Linked DNA regions of Homo sapiens: regions 2, 3 and 4 are each linked to region 1. A link is a contact called in ENCODE Hi-C data. All regions are on one chromosome and are shown on one strand. Each heading gives the region's core, a stretch centred on a gene start or an enhancer-like site at or near the end of the contact. The rest is flanking DNA. Distances are from core to core; before and after follow the strand shown.

Region 1 (5,332 bases), core at 840-3,339:
TCCCTACTCTCTTACAGCAAAGATTTGTAGATTAGGTAAAAAATTAACAAAATCATAAATCAAAGTGTATGCTGCCCCAAAGTGACAAATCTGACTCAAAGGAATGAAGAAGAATAAAATGTAAAGGGTTGTCAAAGATTTATCAAGCATATAGAAAAACGGCATGGTAGCCTAAATTTCAGACTCAGCAGAATTTAACACAAAACAACTAAACAAAACAAAAAGGTCATATGATTTTCTTTTTCTATAATTTGAATGTTAAGGAATATGTGAAGTCATGAATTTTTGGTCAATATCACTCATTATCAATATATATGACATAAAAACTGTTAGAAACAGATGAGAAGTTGATTACTATTATGAGAAAGTCTAAGCAGTATTATATAACTCAGAACAAAATAATTAATAAGGATAATTTATTTAATATGTCAACTTTGCCTCTTACTCTAATCAACCTTCTCTAAACTATCCACAGAACATTTATGAAAAATAGAGATATCCATCATATACTAGATCATGTAAAAAGCATTGAAATATCAAGAGAGGGCTGGGTGTGGTGGCTCACGCCTGTAATCCCAGCACTTTGGGAGGCCAAGGTGGGTGGATCACGAGGTCAAGAGATCAAGACCATCCTGGACAACATGGTGAAACACAGTCTCTACTAAAAATACAAAAAAAAAAAAAATTAGCTGGGTATGGTGGTGCACGCCTGTAGTCCCAGCTACTCGGGAGGCTGAGGCAGGAGAATTGCTTGAACCCAGGAGGCAGAGGTTGCAGTGAGCTGAGATCATGCCACTGCACTCCAGCCTGGGTGACAGAGCGAGACTTTGTCTTAAAAAAAAAAAAAGAAAAAGAAAAAGAAAAGAAAAGAAATATCAAGAGAACAAAAAGATAAGTCATAGACAAGGAGAAAATATTTGCAAAAGACATATCTGATAAAGTTCTGTTACTTAAAATATACAAATAACTCCTAAAACTCAACAATAAGAGAAAAACAATTTAAAAATGGCCCAAAGATCTTAACAGATGCCTTATTAAAGAAAACATACAGATGGCAAACAAGTACATAAAAAGATGTTTCATATTATATATTGTCATCAGGCAAATGCAAATTAAAACGATGAAATACCACTATACGCTTGTTAGAATGGCTCAAATCCAGAACACTGAAAACACCCAACACTGGCAAGGATGTGGAGAAAACACAGACTTTCATTCATTGCTGGTGGGAATGCAAAATGCTACAGCCTCTTTGGAAGACAGTTCAGCAGTTTCTTACTGAACTAAACATACTATATGATCCAGCAATCACACTCCTTGTTATTTACCCAAAGGAACTGAAAACTTAATGTCCACATGAAAACCTGCAAACCAACGTTTACAGCAGCTACATTATAATTGCCGAAACTTGGAAGCAACCAAGACGTCCTTCAGTAGGTGAATGGTTAAATAAACAGTGGTACATTCAGACAAGGCAGTATTACTCAGCAATAAAAAGAAGTGAGCTCTCAAGCCATCAAAACACACTTAAAAAACTTAAGTGCATATTCGTAAGTGAAAGAAACCAATCTGAAAAGCCTACACACTGTATGACACTCTGGAAAATGCAAAACTATGGTGACAGTAAAAAGATCCGTGCTTGCCAGGGGTTGTAGGGAGAGAGGGGTGAACAGGTGGAGCACAGGGGATTTGTAGGGCAGTGAAACTACTCTATATGTTACTGTCATGGTGGGTACGTGTCATTATAAAATTTACCAAACACATAGAAAATACAATACCAAGAGTTAATCCTAAGGTAAATTATAATAATTACTTTGGGGGATAGTGCTGTGTAAATGTAGGTTCCTGACTTGTAACCAATAGACCTACTGTGGTGGGGTGGGGGATGATGACAGGGGAGGCCATGCATGGGTGAGGGCAGGGAGTATATGGGATCTCCCTGTACTTTCTGTTCAGTATTACTGTGAACTTAAAAGTGCACTAAAAAATAAAGTGTATTACAAAAAGCATTGAAATATCACATGTTTTCTACAAGCTATGGTCTGTGGTCATAATTCCAAAAAAACTTGTAAGAAATATAAAAAAAAATTACATGAAAGAGGAATCTTATAACTCAGACTACACTTTGAGAAGCAGTGAAAATGAAAGTAAAACATGAAACCTGTTACAGAAATGAGTGAAACAGAAAACCGCAAGTTTCAATCCTTATTTAATTCTCGTGTTTTATCTTTATTTGCAGACAAGATGAAGGAGTCTCCAAAAGGTTAAATGACCTACGCAAAGTCATACAGCCTATAAGTGTCTGAATCAGGATTTCACTCAGATCTTCTGCCTCCTAGTCCAGGGCTCTTTTTAAGATATACCAGTGTCTCCCTATTGAAGAAACACTAAGATTAAATTTGGAAAACATTTAATTAGCTAAACCCTTAACTCTAAAATGTTGTTTTCATATTTTAAGGTTTCTGAAATTAGGATCAATTTTAAAATGATTTCTTTATAAAAAAAGATGTACTCCTATTGTCTGAGAATTGGCACATTAACATCAATAAAAATATCTACTGATTAGATTTTCTCCACAACGAAATTATCTTTAATAATAATGTGTGCAGCTGGATTTTAATTTAAATTCAAATCCTTCATTTGTATTAAAAATAGCTTTAGAAAGCACTGAAAAAGGCCATCATATATGCAAAGGACTGTCACAAGCAAAGCAATGCAGATAAAGGTAGTAGAAACTGCCAGGTTTCCTGGAGTAGATGGTACTTTTTAGAGATAGATGAAAGATCTGTCTGATTCAGCAAAAGGGCTATCTCTCGGGGACTCACATCAATCAGTCCCAAGCTAACTTCTAAGGTAAGCTGCTTATTTCGGAGAAAATTGTTATTCACTTACAATGACATTTTTCTAAAATTAAAATGTCCACAAAACTCATTCTTTTCTGTGCCATTAAATTGTAGTGTAATTTTCAAAGTGCTTAATAGATCAAAGATGATGAGAAAGGCTATAAAAATCCATGGGTGGTAGTGATCTTCATTTTAAAATAGCAAAAGCATTCCAGAAAAGTTTGTAGACACTGTCTATGAAGACTACAAATCACCTGGGATCTCTTTAGAATGCAAATTCTGATTAACTGGGTCTGAAGTTGTATCTGAAATACAATTTGATGCTGATACCGTTAGTCTACAAACCACACTTTGAATAGCAAAGGTACAATGGTTAAGAGGCCCATCAACTCAATGAGTCGAAGTTCTACCATTTATTAGCCATGTGATCAGATCCAAGCCATTCCCTTAAGTTCTCCTTTCTCCCTGGGTAAAAGAGAAATCTACCGCATTTTAAAAATACATTATAGGGTTGATGAAAAATACATGTGCAGTCTTTAGAACAGTGTCTAACGCATCATTAAATGCTCAATAAAATTAGCCATTACTGGCCGGGTGCGGTGGCTCACGCCTGTAATCCCAGAACTTTGGGAGGCCGAGGTGGGTGGATCACCTGAGGTCAGGAGTTAAAGACAAGCCTGGCCAACGTGATGAAACCCCGTCTCTACTAAAAATACAAAAAATTAGCTGGGCATGATGGCAGGCTCCTGTATTCCCAGCTACTCAGGAGGCTAAAGCAGGAGAATCGCTTGAACCCAGGAGACAGAGGTTGCGGTGAGCCTAGATCGTGCAATTGTACTCCAGCCTGGGCAACAAGAGTGAAACTTCATCTCAAAAAAAAAAATTAGCCATTACTATTATTAGAAATAAAATACTGAGTGGGACCTGATGAGCCCTTGCAGTGCAGTGTAGTTACACAACTATCGAGCTACCACTGCAACCCTTAACCTACAGAAGAAGCAATATCATCCCTTGAATTCAAATTAAGTCTGTATATGATTTGTTCCTGGCCGGCTGAGTTTTCATTGGCAAAGCAAAGACATACGAAGGCTTAACTGGCAGGAATATAATGAATTTAGAATTTGAGCAGCTATATGGAGAATCCACCCATTTATAACTAAGAAGTTCCTCAACGGCTAAAGTCTGTGCCAAGAGTGTTTACTAAGTCAATCTGTACACAGCAGGGCTGCTGTCACTGGGCTTATTTCTGTCACTTTGTGACACCAGTGCTCCATCAGGCATGATGATTAAATCTACAACCTTTCATCTGGTAAAACAGGAAAGGTAATTTCAAGAGTTGCAATTGCATCACTGAATGTCTCTTGCTTTAAAAAATAAATATGCTGTCTTTGCCTCTGCATTTATCTACCGGCAGGGAACCATTATATACTGACAATGTTCTGTTTCAGAAGCATTATCTCTGAATAATTACCTGTTCCTTGTCTCCATGGAAAGCTGTACCGCAAAACCTCTTTTAATTTGGTATATGGCAGAATTCACAGATTGTATTTTATTACTATAAAAAAATACCTTTCTCCACCCCCTACGAAAATGAAGGTAAATGTTAGCCACGTCATGAATGATGCTGCAGTTTGGAACATTGCAGCCCCCTGATGGGGAGGTTCTCCTTCACCTTCCGGAAGCACTCATCAACAAAGGGAATCTGTGGGTGGCTCCAGCTGGTTGCAGGGACCAGAATTTGAAGGGAGAGGAAATCCCTGATGCTGGGCCTTCCTGCCTGATTCTCCAAATGGTGACAGGGATAAAATGCAGAGGGGTAGTGAGCGCTGTGTCAGGACTCGGCAAAGAGAAAGCACAGATGTTCACTGAGCTCTTCTCCCTTTCATTTTATTCTACCTCTGTTTTTCTTTTGGTCTCAATTCATGAGCAACCCCAGGTCAATCTGTATCCTGAGTCCTCACCTCCCTTCCATGGACAATTACTTCATTTCCTTTGGAATTACAGACTATTTTAAAATGCTTTCAGGTGAACACTTCAAGGCTCAGAGCAGGGAAAATAAAAGGAAGTGTAGTTATTGGGGCATAAAACATAAATGTTTATCTGGAGAGGAGTGGTTTGGAGGGAGCTGTGATTCAGGAAGTAACGGTGTTTGCTTTCGCTAAAGCAATAGTTTTCACATTTGCACAAGAACAGAAAGAAACCGGCAGAAACATTTCATTCCAAATGAAAGTATTAACAGATCCATGCTAAATAAAACATATGTAAGTGAATTTGCCCAGAGAAAGCAGTAGGTAGGGTAGGTAAAGCTCAACAAGCCCAGATTTCTTCTCACTCTCCAAAGCAACCTAGTAAACATCTAAGCATATCTCCAGGAATCCTGGTGGCTTTAGGTCATCCTGTACAAATCACTAAGCCACATGAATATAAGAGATTGTATACATTGTAAACTGGGTGGGGGGAGATGTTTAGCCAGTCTAATGGAATGCTTA
Region 2 (5,767 bases), core at 689-3,188, 810 kb before region 1:
ACAGGTTCCACATTCTCCCTATGAGACCTACTCATGATATATTCAGTTGTCCGTAATGTCTGACACCAGAAATGTTGGAGGGCTTCTATAGAGAGTTCATTAAAGTAAAGCTATTGAAGATATGTAGAAAGAAAAAAATGTTAATCAGATTAAGTCAATTTAATTATTTAATTTCACTTGTTGAACTGTCAGTATAAAGAAATTTGGGTCTGATATATTAAAGGTTAAGATGAATAGCAACCAGTCTATTTCAAGGAGATCTAATATTTCCATACCAATAGCAGAAGGTAAGGAAGAACTAGGTACTAGGTAACTTGCAGCATTAATCCTTTATTAGAAAATATTTTTCTCCCAAACTACCATTCAGTAATACTAATTTATGTTTATAAATCAATGTGGGTGGTTTCCTTGTTTGATTCAATGAGCCATGTCTTTAAGATTTGACACAGGGAGAAATACTTCCAAATTTTTTCCAGGTAAGTCTTTAATAACAGCAATGATTTGTCTAATTATTCCTCTGGTTTTGAACACAAATTAACAATTTCCCCCTTTTTAGAAATAATAACAAAAACATTTTAACTTTTTCTAGTTAAAAACACAGCAATGAGCATCTTTGCTTATAAAATCATACTACGTGTAAATTATTTTCTTGACAGTGCAATTTCAAGTCAGAAATTAGGATATAGAAAAAAATCCCACAGGAAAAAATAGGTCAAGATTATAGTGAGGTGGGAAAACAAGTAAGAAAAACTCCCAAAACAAGGTGCTATTTTTAAAATCTCATAAAAACAAGAGAAGAGAAAATTTTGTGAGCTTGAAAAAAAGTTAGTAGAGCTAGCTAACCAATCTTTCTTCTAAAATTTGGGAAAATAAAAAGAAGCAATAAAAACATATTGTGATGAATCCCATGCTATAACAAAGAGAAAAGAAGGGGCATGCTGGAAAGACATGTTTAGGAAAAGAAAAAGGAGTGTGTGTGTGTGTGTGTGTGTGTGTGTGCAATTTCTAGCTCTATCCATAAAGAGGTCAAGAAACAATGACCAGCTCACTATGAACACACATTCACAGCATCCAGACTATGGTCTCAAAGATCATTTCTATTTTTTAAAAAGAGGGGTTCTTGGAACATTGATTGTGGACAGGAAGTGTACAAAATGAAACTGGGACATTTTGACATACCAGATAGCATAGAAGCTATAAAAAGCTACTAGGTTTGTGTCAAAAGGACACAAGAGTCAATTCAAAGAGGCTTGTATTCACCAAGGGTAGGATAATTTGAACCTTAATAAAGATACAGATTTCAATGGGTTAAAAACTATCAAATATGTTTAAACTTAAGAGTCTGTAATGACTATCAACAAGAGAATATCAATCTATGTATCCTGCCTTTTCTATATAGCCGCTATCCCTGGGTAATCAAGTAGCAGATGAGCAGAAGTGTCGTTTTACAAAATTATTACAGCCAATAAGTGAAAACAAAATGATAGAATTAAAATATTACCATTTGTAAACTCCTGTGAATTAAAGGGTCCTGAGCATTGAGCATCAAAGGCTGCTAACATCAAGAAAGAGAAAGACATAATGTGCTTCATGATGAATGAACACACCACCACTCTAACCTTGCCAAAGGGATCAAATTGATTCTGATCAAGACTCTGGATCCAGCTGCCAATATGCAGGAAAAAGCAACATGTTGCCCTGAAGCATGAGAACTCACTTAGCAAAAGCCAAGCAACGGGAAACTACAGCTCACAAGTGTAGGCTCTTCCAACAAATGAGTTAGGAGAGAAGAAAAAAGATAGATTGAAAGGAAGTTAAAGGTATTGAAGGAAGACAGAGACCCTCTCATATTGTTTTATACTCAGTACCTGTTTTAAGAAAAAACAGCAAGGAAGTAAAACCAAAGACAGGCAGCCTGGCGCCAGGCCAGAAACCAGGTCTGAGCATGCCTGGCCTAAACCCAGTAGTTAAAAATCAACTCATAACTTAGAAACCAGTGTTATTCATAGATTCCAGACATTATATAGAAGAACACTGTGAAACTCCCTGCCCTGTTCTTGTTCTCTCTGACCACTGGTGCATGCAGCCTCTGTCATGTACCACCTGCTTGCTCAAATCAATCATGACCCTTTCATGTGAAATCTTTAGTGTTGTGAGCCCTTAAAAGGGACAGAAATTGTGCATTCAGGAAGCTCGGATTTTAAGGCAGTAACTTGCCGATGCTCCCAGCTGAATAAAGCCCTTCCTTCTACAACTAGGTGTCTGAGAGGTTTGGTCTGCGGCTCGTCCTGCTACAGTATCAATTTTAAGAAATGAGAAGGCTAAACTACAGTATCTAGGGATGTAAATTAGGATAACAAAACAATACAGTAATAATGTAAGGAAATGAGTCCTCTAAAAGCTGTGAGAGTAATTCCTCATGGAGGTAGAGAGCTGTGGTTGGTCCTGGACATTCTGGGGGCCTTCTGGAGTGGCTGGAGAGTTCTTTTTCTTTCTTTCTTTTCTTTTCTTTTCTTTTTTTTTTTTTTGAGTCAGGGTCTCACTCTATCACCCAGGCTGGAGTGCTGGAGTGTGCTGATGCAATCTCAGCTCACTGCAGCCTCTGCCTCCGGGGTTCAAGCGATTCTCCTGCCTCAGCCTCCGGAGTAGCTGGGATTACAGGCATGTGCCACCACACTTGGCTAATTTTTGTATTTTCAGTAGAGATGGGGTTTCACCATGTTGGCCAGGCTGGTCTCGAACTCCTGACCTCAGGTGATCCACCTGCCTCAGCCTCCCAGAGTGCTGAGATTACAGGGGTGAGCCACCGGGCCTGGCCTTTTTTGTTTCATTTTTTTTTTTTTTGAGATGGAGTCTCGCTCTGTCGCCCACGCTGGAATGGAGTGGTGCAATCTCAGCTCACTGCAACTTCTACCTTCCGGGTTCAAGCGATTCTCATGCCTCAGCCTTCTGAGTAGCTGGGATTATAGGTGCCCGTCACCTCGCCTAGCTAATTTATTTTTATTTTTAGCAGAGACAGGGGTCTCCCCATGTTGGCTAGGCCAGTCTCCAACTCCTGACCTCAAGTGATCTGCCCGCCTTGACCTCCCAAAGTGCTGGGATTACAGGCATGAGCCACTGTGCCCAGCCTGGATAGTTATTTTTCTTCATCTGTGAAGTGGGTACAGAGATCTTAAAAGAGACAAAATCAGAACAAAACTGACTAATTTGCAAGCAAGAAGCAAGAATGGAAAAGAATAGCGGTAATGTAAATTCAAGTACTTGCAGGATTGAAAAGAGAACTGTTTCTTAAACCTAATTATTAAAAGATAAAACTGAGGAATTTTTTTTTCTTTTTTTTGCTCCATCATCCACTGACACAGAAACCTAGAGGAATTTTTGGAATACAACCTAACTTTACATCTCGAGGAACTAGGAAAAGAAGAGCAGACTAAATCCAAAGTTAGCAGAAGGAAGGAAATAATAAAGATCAGGCAGAATTATTTCTACTAGAAAATCTATAGAAAAAATCAACAAAAATAAGCGTTGGTTTTTTGAAAAAATAGAGAAACCCTCAGCTAGACTAAGAAAAAAGGGGGGAGTTTTAAATAAATAAAATACAAATAAATGTGGAGGCTAATCAAAACTTAGCGTTAAGATGAGGATAAAATAAGAGCATGGTTGCCATATTCATTGTTAAAACTTCTGAAGAGATTAAGGTTTTCCCAGTAAATTCTTTTAGTTGGATAAAATGGCTGAAGAAAAACAGACAAACATGTAACTCTCCTATCTCTGTCTCATAAACACAATATACATGCATGTATGTTAGGTGTGGGACATGGAACAAGAAAATTGCCTGGAATAAAATAGGTAATAAACTATCTAGATTTTTGAGAGAATTTTGTTGTGCCAAGGGCCATCACTTGGACTAAAAGAGGCTGTAGCTGGTACTTAAAAAGCCACATAGGCACCCATGCTTCTGCTAGAAGGAAGCTGGCTAAGAAAGCTGCTCAGCTCTCAAGGAAGGCGTTTTCTTCAATGCTCTCTCAAGGTGTGGTTAAGGACGATAATGGACAAAAGGAGGACCCCTCAGAGAGCTGAGCAAAGGGGCACAGAGAGCAATGGGCTGGGAAGGTCATGTCAGAGAGGAGACCACATCTCACCCTGAATACGAGCCCCTCAGCACATATGCTCTGCGTAACTTTGGAATTGTTATTTACTAGTGACTTCTCCTATTTCTGCTCTTTCAGGAGAGGATAGTGTACAGGTGTTATCCCTTCCCATTGCCTTTTTGGAGTGTAAAGGGCCGATACCTTGTCTCTAGTTATCAAATCTCCAGATCAAAAGTCAGATCTAGACCCAATGTAGAGGCTGTTGTGCGTCACTTGGAGATCCTGAACTTTGAGAGTAGTGATTGGTTGGAAATTTTGGATATGTCCTTTGGGGAGAGGTTGAGTGTGATTTGCACTGAGAAAGAAGAGGAAAATAAATATTTGGCAGGCCCTGAAAAATTGCATGACTGCTTATCCGTTTCTGGTTTCTATTTTATTGGAGAAATTGCATTTCCTAACTCTATCAAGCTCAAGTGCAGTTATGAGATTTACCTTAGGCAATGTAGTGTGAGTGGAAATGATGTGTTTCACGTCTAAGAGGAAGGCTTTAAAGCTGGTGTATGCTTCTCCATACTCCTCCCCAGCCCATTCTGCTATAATTACTGAAAATATTCCAGTAGTCTGTCATAGTATGTTACTCACTGAAGACACAAGTGATGAAGTTATCTGAAAAATATTTTGAGGGAAAAGATAACATTATCTTCCTCTGGAAAGGTTTTTTTTTTTTTTTTTTTTTTTCCTTTTTGGGGGCACTAGAAACAAGGATTCCTTTAATCAGTTCCAAGACTTGAGATTATCTGCTCATCCAGTTGATTTGAACTTGGTTCAGCCATGCTGACTTAGACACAACCCTTGGCTGTCTGGGGACTCTTTGACATTGACCTGCAGCTCTGGGATGTTGTCACAACTGTGGCTCAGTCCATGAATAGCTACTTTTTGATGACAAATGCTTCTAGAGAAAGAGGTGCCATATAAAGAGCTAAAGTCTCTTGATTCTTTTCAATACTTTTGACCTAGCAATTCTTTACATTTTGTTATTTATTAAAAGGAAGTTGATTCTACAAAGTATACATATTTCAAAACAACTTGTTGTACATAATAAATATATACCATTTTTCTTTGTCAATTAAACAATTTGTTTAATGTCTAAAAGAAGGAAGATACCCTTAGCTGGAGTGGTGGAATGACTTATCTAGTCTTCTGTTACTGTTAGCTGAAGTAAACTTTTATTATCTGTATCTCCAAGTTCTCTTGGAGGCACTATGTTGTCCAGGTAATGACTATATTTGGTTTCCTTAATGATCGCCTGTGCATTATTATTTACTATAACAAAATTTTTCTAATTTGTCATGTTTTTGTTTTTCCCTTGCTTTCTAAAAGCTCAAATTTGAAGCTTACTCATTGATCCAACTGAGTCTTTGTTGATTTTATACATAATTTTATTGTTCTATATTCTTGCAAGTATCCTGTAATAAATTAATTTTAAATACAAAGATAAAGAGGCAAAATTCAAGTAATTCACCAAAAACACAAGATGCAAATTAAAAAATGGAAATGGTTGATCTTATTTTGAGGGAACAGGATTATACATCGCACAAATCAAATGAACATGCAAAACATAACTCTGAATATTCAAGAGGTCATTGATAATATTCCAGACATTACTCAATATAATT
Region 3 (5,084 bases), core at 1,526-4,025, 970 kb before region 1:
TATCATTTAACACAAACTTAGGCACCTGGTAGGTGCCTGAATATCTGCTGAGGAAATATGAAATCACTTACGTAACTACTACTCTTCTCATGCCACCCATCCTCCACTTGATCATGCCCACAGACCTGTCACAAAAGAATTGGGCCCAAGGAAGTCACCAAAGACTGAGACAACCCACTGTGTTCTTCCACGTTTTCACTTGTGCCTCTAGTCCTTTATTCAGACCCCACCCGGCTTTCCAAACTGCCAGTTCAGCCTCATCTTCCTCCTATTTCATTCTTTCCTTCCTTTTTCTTTCTATCCATCCTCTAATCTTAATGATGTACACATATATCTACAAAATAAATCTGTTAAAGGTACAGGAAAAAAAAATCCTCACGTTTGCAAGCCACCGTACCCAATTTCTTTTAACTGGCTATGTTTAGGCCAATATCTGAGTCAAGGTTGTTAAAAGAGAAGACTTATGCTTTCATTTTATTTCAATATTTTATCATCTGAATATTTATTACATGCAAATATCTAACATATATTTACCCTCCAAATAGTTGGTGATGAAAGATCCAGCATAAACTTCTATTCACTTATGGTGGGAGCTAAATATTGAGTACACATGGACACAAAGACGGGAACAACAGATACTGGGGATCCCAAAGGGAAGGGGTGGAAATAAGACTGAAACACTACCTACTGGGTACCACGCTCACTACCTGGGTGACAGGATCAATCACACCCCAAACCTTAACATCAGGCAATACCCCCATGTAACAAACCTGTACTTCTACCTTCTGAATCTAAAATAAAAGTTGAAATTATATATACAAAAAAGAATAAATATCATTGCCAAAATAGTTTAATATTTTTCTTGAGCATTTAAAAAAGTCACATGTAATTAGCCAGTCCTCTTATAATCAATTTTCACAACAAGGCTGTGGGGTGAAAATTATTGTTACTTTAGAGAGAGTAACAGAATAATGTGAGAAACAGATCTGGAAATTCTACCAACAAATTCTACCAAGCAGCACTTCTCCAAACTTTTCTGACCCTCTTATTATCCTGACAAAAGAACCGGTGAACCACTTATCCCAGCTGTTTTCCTCCCACTCATCCTATAAAAAGTAAACACACTCCACAGCTGAATGAAAAGCATTATTACTTTGTAATAAAGCCCCAAATGAGTTGATAGCTGTCATTGTTCTAAGTCTTTAAGTTATTAATACAACGACAACTATATAACTCCAGTTACCGGGAGGGAATTCAGTACCTGATCCTCTTCTGATTCACAAAAGATGTGCTGTACTCCAGAGTGGTGCTGAAGAACACACACCAGGAATCAAGATTCCCAGGGGTTTCTAAGCAGATTCGGCCAGACTCCCCCTCGTTACTTCCAAAATGCTACCTCAATAATCAGAAAGCACGATAAAGGATCCAGAAGGGAAGGGACATTGTGGGGAGGAGGATGAGTGTTTAGTGTAGAAAGGAGGATAAGATAGCCAGGGGCTGATCAACGAGAGATCAGCATACAGTAGGATTAGTCAGGGATGCTGGGAGATGGATCTTGAATAACGGTGAAATTTTATTACTGGATTTCAGTAAAGGGTTAAAAGTACAAAAGTTAAACTTTAAAGACTTTAAACAGAATGCTTTTAACGAGAGACAACATACTTTCAAAAAAACTACCTTCTGGTATGATACCTTGAATCTACAGATTTTAAAGTTGCCTAAGGCAAAAAACTAAGTAATTTTTAAAAACCGTCGTATGTTTTCAGGTTTAAAAAAAAAAAAGTCGCATATTTTCATAAGGTCTGAGAAGCTCGCCAAAACCAAACCTAACTGAATTCTCCTTATGTAAACGAAGACTAAGCCACAAGATTCAATGACCCTAAGCAAACACGCTGCAGAAGACCGTTTAAAAATAGAATACACAAAACTACCACAGGAAACAATTCCGGAAGAGGACTGGGTTATCTTCTGGAAACCCAGCTTTCGTGCTTAAAGACAAACTATTCTTCCCCAAACCAAATCTCCCGATCCCTAAACATTAAGTTCTCACATGTCAGTTGCCTATCTGGTGTCTCCACCCCACCCCAATGATAAAAGCTGTAAAATTCTCTTTAAAAACGTCAGGCTGGGACCGGTGTCCGAGGCACGAGGGGTAGGCAGAGGAAGGCGGCGTGGAGGGAAGGAGCCTGGGGGGTCCGGCCTGGCAGCGCCGAAGCGAGAAGGAAGGGGAGTCCCTGGGGCCAAAGGGGGACCCAGGCTTCCCCAGGCAGCCGCGCCGGGCACGCTGCTTTTGTTGAGCTGGGGGGACCACGGCCCAACCTGGGGTCCGGGCCCTCGCCCGCCCAGCGACCCTGGCACTGTGCGCCGTTGAGTCCCCTTGGCGGGCGCCCGTCCCTCCCGCGCCTGGCTCTGACCTCTGCCCACCCCGGTGCTGCCCACCCCGGCCCGGACTCGGCCGCAGAGCGGGGCTTTGGCCTGCCGGGCTCCGAGACTGTGTCCCCACCCGCGTCCCCGGCCGCCCGCGCCCCCGCGCCCGGGCCCTCGGGGGCCGCCTCACCTGCATGCCCGGAGCCCCCGGGTCGACCCCCGTGTCCAGGACTGCGATGAGCACCCCCCGCCCATCATACTCCGGGTAGCGGCAGAGGAAGGAGGCGGCTCCGGTCTCCTTCTTCGGCAGGAGACCGTGAAAAGGGAAGGGCTCCTCAGTCGCAGCGGTGGCCATGGACGCAGGATGGAGGACGAGGAAGCGGCAAACTGCCAGGCTGCGCGCGGACTAGCAGCGCGAGGACACCCGTGCGGCCTCGGGCCGGAGGCGGGGGCGAGGGGCGGGGTCGGCCCGTCTTCCACCAATCCCGGCCTGCCAGGGAGCGGTGGCCAATCACGTGCTGCTACGTAAGCCAACGGCGCCGCTCTCAGGAGCTAGGCCCGAGTATTGCCCGGGCTGCAGTGAAGGGGGAGGAGTCTGAGGACATTACTGGAGGGTTCGGATCTCGAACCTGGGGCCTTGAAGAGGCCCGCGCTTGGGGTTTTTAGGCAACAGCAGGCCTCCAAGCAGAGTCCTGGTGTCCCGGACCGAATCACTCCCCGAGAGACGGGCAAGGAGATGGACCGCCAGCCAGGAATAATGGGAACCCTTCGCTTGGCAAACGATAGTTTCCAAACTTAAGGTTGTGGATGAAACTTTTTGGTGCGGCTGCTGCAGGAGCCCCAGCCCCGGGGTGCTGCTGACCCGAGGCAAGGGAGCCGGCGCACTCACGCTTAGCCGCTAAGGAGTCTGCGGTGTCGGCGAAAGCTCCGGACATGATTTTGGAAGGTCGTAGGTTAAGGGGTGTAGACTTTGGGTTCCCCTGTGTTGTTATGCCCCTTTGATGGGGGTGAGGTGGTGAGGGGGAGCAATAGGGTGGAGACAGGCAATAGTTTCAGTCAACAGGAAGTGGGTTGTTGGTCATTCCGTCGCCTTTGTAGCCAGTAACAAAGCACGAGACTGAAATGGGCCCCTCCTATCCTCTGCTGATCCTTAGCTTCCGGGATTTCTGAAAAACATCTTTTTTTTTCCTCTTACACTGAAGTTTCTGATTGCTCCTTACGGCTGTCCACTCAATTATAGAGCCATAATTTTCAGTTTTCCAGATTCACAGTGCCTGCCGTCAGTTGCTGCAAGCTGCATAGTGGTCCTCTAATGATCTTTATGTCTATGCTCATGCCAGGGTAATCTTAGCCTTTTATTGTGCCGAAGACCCCTTTGGCAATCTGGTGAGGCCTATTTCTCAAGCAGTGTTTTAAAATGCATACAATGAAATAGATAGGATTACCCAGGAAATAAATTATGTTTAAATGCAGTTATCAAAAATACTAAAGGCAATTTTGTTATATAGCAGGAGCTTTACGTGTGTGTGTATAGTTACAGGTGTACTTCTTTTGCATTAAATAACAGGAGCTAGGGCCAAGGCTAATAAACTACCATAACTTCAAAATAGTGAAGAATATAATTATTTGGAGATAGCGGTGAAAACTGCACTACGATGAACTGATTTTTATTGGTGACATAACAGCATAACTACCCTGGTTTTTGCCTACATTCATACTTGATGTGAAAAAAATTAAGAGGTTTGTATCTTTTTTCTACGGAAGTTTTTGAACCCCTTGGATTCTGTCTATGGACACCAAGTTAAGAATACCTGGTATAAAGGAAAGCCTTATGCATGCGGTTTCCAACCCACAGAATTTCAGAGATCCTCCATTAAGTCTCAAAAATTATTCTTATGGCTGTGCAATGGTTTCAGCTGATTCCTTGATCATTTATTCAGTCCATAAGTCTTACACAAGCATGTTCTCTTTAGTGCAGAGGAAAAAGAAAAGTTGAATGTTTTTCTTCTTATTCCCAACTGTTTACATTACCTCTAGAAAAGAATTTCAAATTAACACAGACGAAAACAGAATAACAAACTCGCAGAAGACATTCAGTATAGAGCTTATAGTGATAGAACAGAATGGCTCCCAGTTTCAAGTGAACCATAGTCCAATCACTTCATTTTATAGATGAAGAAACAAAGTTAACTGACTGTCATGGATTACAAAACAGGTTGATGAAAACACGGGATTTGTCTTCTCACAATCTCTCCCCAGTATGTTCTACCACACCATGTGCATGACTTTGCCAGAGTATCACCCAATGAATAAATGGGGAATGAACAGTTTATTATGAAACCTAGGTGGCAGACTTTTTATTAGACTGCCGTAACAATGTTCTTTAGATTTTTCTTTTCCTTTCCTTTTCTTTTTCTTTTTTGACACAGAGTCTCACTCTGTGGCCCAGGCTGGAGTGCAATGTCACAATCTCGGGTAACTGTAACCTCCGCCTCCCGGGTTCAAGCAGTTCTCCTGCCTCAGCCTCCCGAGTAGCTGGGATTACAGGTGCATGCCACCACACCTGGCTAGTTTTTGTATTTTTAGTAGAGACGGGGTTTCGCCATGTTGGCCAGGCTGGTCTTGAACTCCTGACCTTAGGGGATCCACCCACCTCGGCCTCCCAAGGTGCTCAGATTACAGGCATCAGCCACTGCACCCGGCCAGATTTTTCTTTT
Region 4 (5,128 bases), core at 1,550-4,049, 770 kb before region 1:
CAGCTCTGCTTTTGCCTTTCACTAAGCTGTTTTAGGTGCCAAAACACCTGGTATGCCACTGTTACTCATTTAAATATACGTTTTTTTAAAAAGCTACTTGCTTTACATCTAGGGCTGTCATGGTGTTTGGAAGTGAGAAAATAGGAAGAGAGGGAAGAAGAGTGAGCACTTTTTACTCCCCTCCTTCTCAGCCTACCGACTCATCCTAGGTTCCAGTAGAGCTGGGTGAGCCACAAATGGGCCACAACCTCTGCAAGTCTAAACACTGAGTATATTTCAAATGAAAACATCAAATTCAGACTGCACGTCTGGAACAGCAAACAGATGTAAGCTGCTTCTTCTAACATGCTTGGCTGTAGAGTGGGATTCAATGTAGTATTAGTTGGCCTTAGACTCCATCCAGGAAGCTTATTTACTGAGGTAACAAAATGGGTTTTGTAGAGCAGTGCCACTCCATGAACCAAAGGATGGCATTTTAGGTAGGCTTCGGAGTACTGCCTTGTTGGGAGAGTAGATTTTTCTTTTTTGAAATGTATATCCCAGTTAATAAGTGTAAAATTCAATGCATGATAATCTAAACTTAGTTTTAACAATGAAGATGACTTTGGCTGTACAACTTGTTCTCATCTTAGACAGCATCCATAACTGAGAAAATTTGTTCAAATGATGCAGTACTTTCTGAAAGTGCTAAAGCTAATTCTATACTATACTTCACGTTTCCTACAATGAACCATTCCTTTAAAATGTTCGAACCCAGTCTTCCATGTTTTAGCAACACAAACATTGGAGACTTTTGTGAAGTGTTTTTATACATATGGTAACAAGGACAACAACCAATGTTTTCACTCCTTTGCACATTTTGGCATCATACCTCACTCAAATTGACTCATACGCCTTCTATAAATACCACGTAGATGTCTCAAAATGGAAGCATTTATTCAAAATAGTGTCTTTTGCCTTAAGGGGAAACAGTTGGGCTGTTTGAACAGTCTAACAGGAGCTCTTCTCTTCAGTGTTAAACAAGTCATTGCACTGTGCCTATTTTTAATAAAACCTTTGAGCCCAACTCAGTATTACCTCCAGGAGGGACTGTGGAGGTAATACTATTTACCTCCTGTAAATAGGGACAGGGAAACACCTATTTACACATCTGCCTGCTCACTGCCATAGTCTGTGTGGTGTTCCTTAGGACTTGTGTACCAGGTACAAGGTTTAGTTATGTGTTGAACCCGGGTACTGAAGGGCATGGAGTTTTCTGAGGGAGACTTCTCAGCTCCCCGTATACCTCTAGAGATGCAATAGCTCTTTTGTATCAAGACCAACTATGTCCTGATGTTTTCCCTGTGTAGTTCTCTAGCTGCCACTATTTTTTTTACTTTGGTCAGAATGTAAAAGGTAGGATGATGAAGAGAAGGGAACAAAAGGAGGGATTCTTAGGGACTTCCTAAACTTGAAGGCAAAAAGGATGAATGTCGCAGACATGTTTTATAGGGAACAGTGAAGTTCTTGTTTGATTAGTCTGGTAACATCATGTAAGAAAGTCACCCAACAACTGCTGGGCACCACTGCCTTTGTCACTGTCTCTTGACAAAAACTCTGTTCACGACACATGGTAGGTTTTCAATACACTTTAATAAAATAGTGAAAAATAGGTATCTCTAGGATAGTGAACTATGGGACTACAAAGGGCAGGACGATACATTTTACTTGGTTAAATTCGCTTAATGCTTACTCCTTTCTCAAAGCGCCAACCAAGAATTTGGCTACTAAATAAAGAAAAAAGCTGTTAGTGGCTCTTTATCCGCCACGATAGGGTGCTCTGAAACCCGGTCCTGCAGACATTCCCTTGGCCCACATTTTATAGCTTCCTTCTCAGTCTCAAGGCCTGTAGTCTACTGTTCACACTCGAGCCTCTCGCAAAATACACAAGCTCAAAAGCTCATGGCGTTCTCCCCATCTGGCATTCTCGGCCTTAGAATAGCAAACGTTAGGGCACCATTAGGTTCATAGTTGCCAGACCCTTCATTTTCTTTTTTAATCTTTAATTTTCTTCTTAACAAGGAAGACATTCCGCAAAAAATAAACTCCCTCTTTTGAGCTCCTTTCTCTGAAGATGGTAACTGGAACTCTCATTAGTAAAGAACCTCGAGTTCCAGTTGCTTTGGACGGAGTTTCTCGCTTAGTATTTTGCTCTTTGGCAGTTTGAAAAGCAGTAATCTTCCAACTTCGCAGCTCCCTGCACTCGCGCCTACCACCCTGATCTATTTGGCTTTCTCCTTTTTGGAGCCACTTTAAAAGGTGCAGGGTGCTGGGCCGCTGTGGCCTCGGGCTGAGAGGCGGGGAGTTGGTGTCCGGGACCAGAAAGTTTGGCAGAAGCCACGGCTCTGGGCCCAGGCCCCGGGCTTCCAGAGAAGTGTGTCATTATTTGTTTTCTGCAAAGCCGCGAGCGGGCCCACGCTGCAGCTCTGCCTCCAGGCGTGGAACCCCTCGGTAATCCGGGTGAAGCTGGGTTCCGAGTGTGGACTGCTTCGGCTCTGAGGAGGAGGGAGCCCAACGGGCCAGGCACGGGCTTCCTCCTGGCTTTACCCATTGGCCCAGAGTCCCCGGTCCCGCCGCCGCTGCCCTCTGCTCACGGGGACCGGCCATCACCGCGCTCCCAGCCTCGGCTCGCCGGGGGCTTCGCTACGCAATGCGGCGGAAGCGGCCCGTTGGAGCCGCCGTAGCGCGGGAAGTTTCCGTTGCCACGGAGATGACCTCTGACCCTAGGGCGTCTCTGGGACCCGGCAGCTTGTGCTGTTGTTGCTATGGAAACCATGGCGGCCGGAAGCCGCCGCGCGGGAGAGACTTGGGGCGCGGGTCGGGGCTAGGGCTCCTGCCCTGGCAGAGATCTTCGCTCTTCCGTGGTGGCCGGGGACCGGGCAGTGAGCGGCCGGCTCTGCCGCCCGCGGGGCGCGGGTTTGCAAGGTCACTCCTCCGGCGTTGACGCGGGGGCACCCCATGTGCACTGCTGGACCTGAGGGATGGGAAAGCCACAGGTGGCTGCCTTGGCCCTCCCGGTCTGGCCTCCCGCTAGCGGGCGCCAGCTCTGGACCCGAGACCCATCTGAAGGAAAGGGAAGGGAGCTGGCGTTGCTGGTGATTCTGCCCAAGCTCAGGACTGGGAGAGAACGAGCCAAGTTCTGGTCTCAGCTTACACACTAGCTACTGGGAGACCCTGGGCGGGTCCTGAAGTTTTCTGGGCTTCAGTCCCCTCGGCTACTACAAGAAGGATATTGATTAGAGTAATCCCAGATCAGCCCCAGCTCTAATATTCTAGGTTCCCATAACGTTCACACCCAGTCCTGATTGTAAGTAAACTTCCCTCACCCCTTCCCTGTATCTCTCCCGGACTATGTTAACTATATATTTAAATTGTACTCTAAATTCAGAGACCATCAGAGATAAGAGGTTGACCTTAGCGATCACAAACAACCTGTTCCTTTTACAGGTGTGGCAACTCCTTCCCAGTGGAGGAAGCGACTGTTCCAAGAGCCAGTTTTGGAATTGTAGGCACAAACACAGGTAGAAGCTTTGAGCCTTGGGTGAAGAAACGCGTATTTTACTGGTGACACTAGGAAGAGCTCCTCATGCGCTTCATAGAATTGTGTGGTTGGTGCTGAAATAGATGGCATTCCATTTATCCATTATATTCCCCAGATACCTTTTCCTTAGACAGTTTTAAGATTTTCGGGGTAGGGGAGGGTATCTTCACTAGTTTATTTTTCCTTCTCTCATATCCATGCTATTGGGAAAAATCTTTCTTAAATCTTTTTTATAAACCTCATTTGTAAATTAAGAAGTTGAAAAAGATTATTTTCAGAGTTTATTACAACTCTGAAATTTATGAATTATTTCTTTTAGGTCCACGTGCTTTTTATCACTTTTTCAGTAACTACAATCTCAAAAAAACAAAAAACAAAACTTAGTAAACACTTAAAAAGTGCTGCTGTGTTTGAACTGTTGATGCTGGAGATACAGGGGTGAAGAAGAGTTCTTCCTTCAAGGAATTAGCAGGAAAGACAAAAGACAGGATCAATTATGATGTGGTGAACAATTCTGTGTAGGTGGACCAAGGTGCTATAGGGCCAAGGAAGAGGGGCATGGAAAGGTTTCTGGAGGGAATAAAACTCAGACTGAGTCATGAAGAATGACTAAGAGTTAGCCACGTGGTAAAGGCACTGGTTAGGCTGTCAAGGAAGAGAAAGAAGCATACTTTAAGCTTTGGGGGCGTCAAAGATTGTGGTGCAGACCGAGAATATCAAGTACAACTGAGAAATAGAGGGTGTTTCTAGGGAGTGGCAGGTAGTGAGTGGGGTTGCAAGGTAGTGAGGCACAGATCGTGAGCTCTCTTCTGTGTCATGATCATATCTACCCTTTAGACAACCATTATGACTACAGCGTGGAAAACAGCTCTGGGTTGGGCAAGGTTGAAGGTGGAAAGACCAGGGAGGAAGAGCAGTGAGCAGTGGTGAGCGGTCCAGAATAAGGCAGTGACAGGCACTAGAGAGGAAGTGAAGTCCATCCATCTTAGTGGCCAGTTTGAATTTGGGAAGGAAGTTGAAGGAGGAGTCTGGAATTTTCTGATTACAGGTTTTTGATTTGGACAGTTCTGGTGAGCTAGTCTTCTGGCCATTTGCCAACAGAACACTTCCATCTTCTTGAGACATGGTTGGCTGTCTTCTGACTGTTTATATTGAGGGGCCGAGGTAGCTTTTAACAGCAAGTAGGAGACTTAGACAAGCTTCTCTTTCTAGATTAAAATTTAAATGGACAGTTCTGGGAGAGTTGCTGTGGGATAAAAAGTTCATCTTGATTTCAAACCCGAAAATCCTTAGGACTGGGAAAAAATGCTTTACAATAAAGATATGCCAAAATGATTTTTTTAAACGATTATGTACAATTCTTTGTCAATAGCAGATGTTTTTATGGACACAATACTTTGTTCAGTTTGAGGAGTCAAGTAGTGCAATTAAAAGCCAAGTTTTCAGATTTACTATTCAGGTCTGGCAAGAAAAGAGAAGGAAGTATGAACTTTATTGAATTTACATATGTAAGTTTGCACACGTGCTTTTTTAGATAGGAATGAATGT

What was found. A loop is a pair of places that touch in the nucleus more often than their neighbours do. Pooled maps may share reads with other maps.
Region 2: a loop to region 1 is called in a map with no recorded cell type, with 19 times the contacts of the local background. The contact joins two enhancer-like sites. A Hi-C loop is called at or near these places in 6 of 37 single-sample maps with no recorded cell type and 3 of 50 pooled maps.
Region 3: a loop to region 1 is called in a map of naive thymus-derived CD4-positive, alpha-beta T cell, with 4 times the contacts of the local background. The contact joins the promoter of TPP2 here to the enhancer-like site in region 1. A Hi-C loop is called at or near these places in 1 of 168 maps with a recorded cell type or tissue (naive thymus-derived CD4-positive, alpha-beta T cell), 5 of 37 single-sample maps with no recorded cell type and 10 of 50 pooled maps.
Region 4: a loop to region 1 is called in a map of CD8-positive, alpha-beta T cell, with 6 times the contacts of the local background. The contact joins the promoter of FGF14-IT1 here to the enhancer-like site in region 1. A Hi-C loop is called at or near these places in 3 of 168 maps with a recorded cell type or tissue (CD8-positive, alpha-beta T cell and naive thymus-derived CD4-positive, alpha-beta T cell), 3 of 37 single-sample maps with no recorded cell type and 14 of 50 pooled maps.

What each region holds. Positions count from the first base shown.
Region 1 is chr13:101,623,953-101,629,284 of GRCh38, reverse strand. The region is part of intron 7 of ITGBL1 (integrin subunit beta like 1); the gene reads right to left. Among named protein-coding and RNA genes, the nearest start is that of ITGBL1, 170 kb to the right of the region's middle. Within about 2 kb of position 2,089, at least 5 of the 41 ENCODE cell types and tissues checked have a DNase peak (open chromatin) inside an H3K27ac peak, as active enhancers do; they include CD8-positive, alpha-beta T cell, where a contact is called at or near this core.
Region 2 is chr13:102,436,687-102,442,453 of GRCh38, reverse strand. No RefSeq gene overlaps it. Among named protein-coding and RNA genes, the nearest start is that of FGF14-AS2, 45 kb to the right of the region's middle. Within about 2 kb of position 1,938, at least 3 of the 41 ENCODE cell types and tissues checked have a DNase peak (open chromatin) inside an H3K27ac peak, as active enhancers do.
Region 3 is chr13:102,594,677-102,599,760 of GRCh38, reverse strand. It overlaps TPP2 (tripeptidyl peptidase 2), which reads right to left and starts at 2,775. Exons shown (of 30, transcript NM_001330588.2): 1 at 2,558-2,775. The coding sequence starts at 2,722. It overlaps LOC107984588 (a long non-coding RNA gene), which reads left to right and starts at 2,819. Exons shown (of 2, transcript XR_001749984.3): 1 at 2,819-3,313. RefSeq lists silencers at 2,262-2,551, 2,712-3,001 and enhancers at 3,072-3,131, 3,182-3,341.
Region 4 is chr13:102,392,190-102,397,317 of GRCh38, reverse strand. FGF14-IT1 (FGF14 intronic transcript 1) reads left to right here and starts at 2,799. Exons shown (of 4, transcript NR_036486.1): 1 at 2,799-2,964; 2 at 3,487-3,560. It overlaps FGF14-AS2 (FGF14 antisense RNA 2), which reads right to left and starts at 2,740. Exons shown (of 1, transcript NR_036487.1): 1 at 1,613-2,740. It also overlaps a transcript of FGF14 not described here. RefSeq lists an enhancer at 2,664-2,893.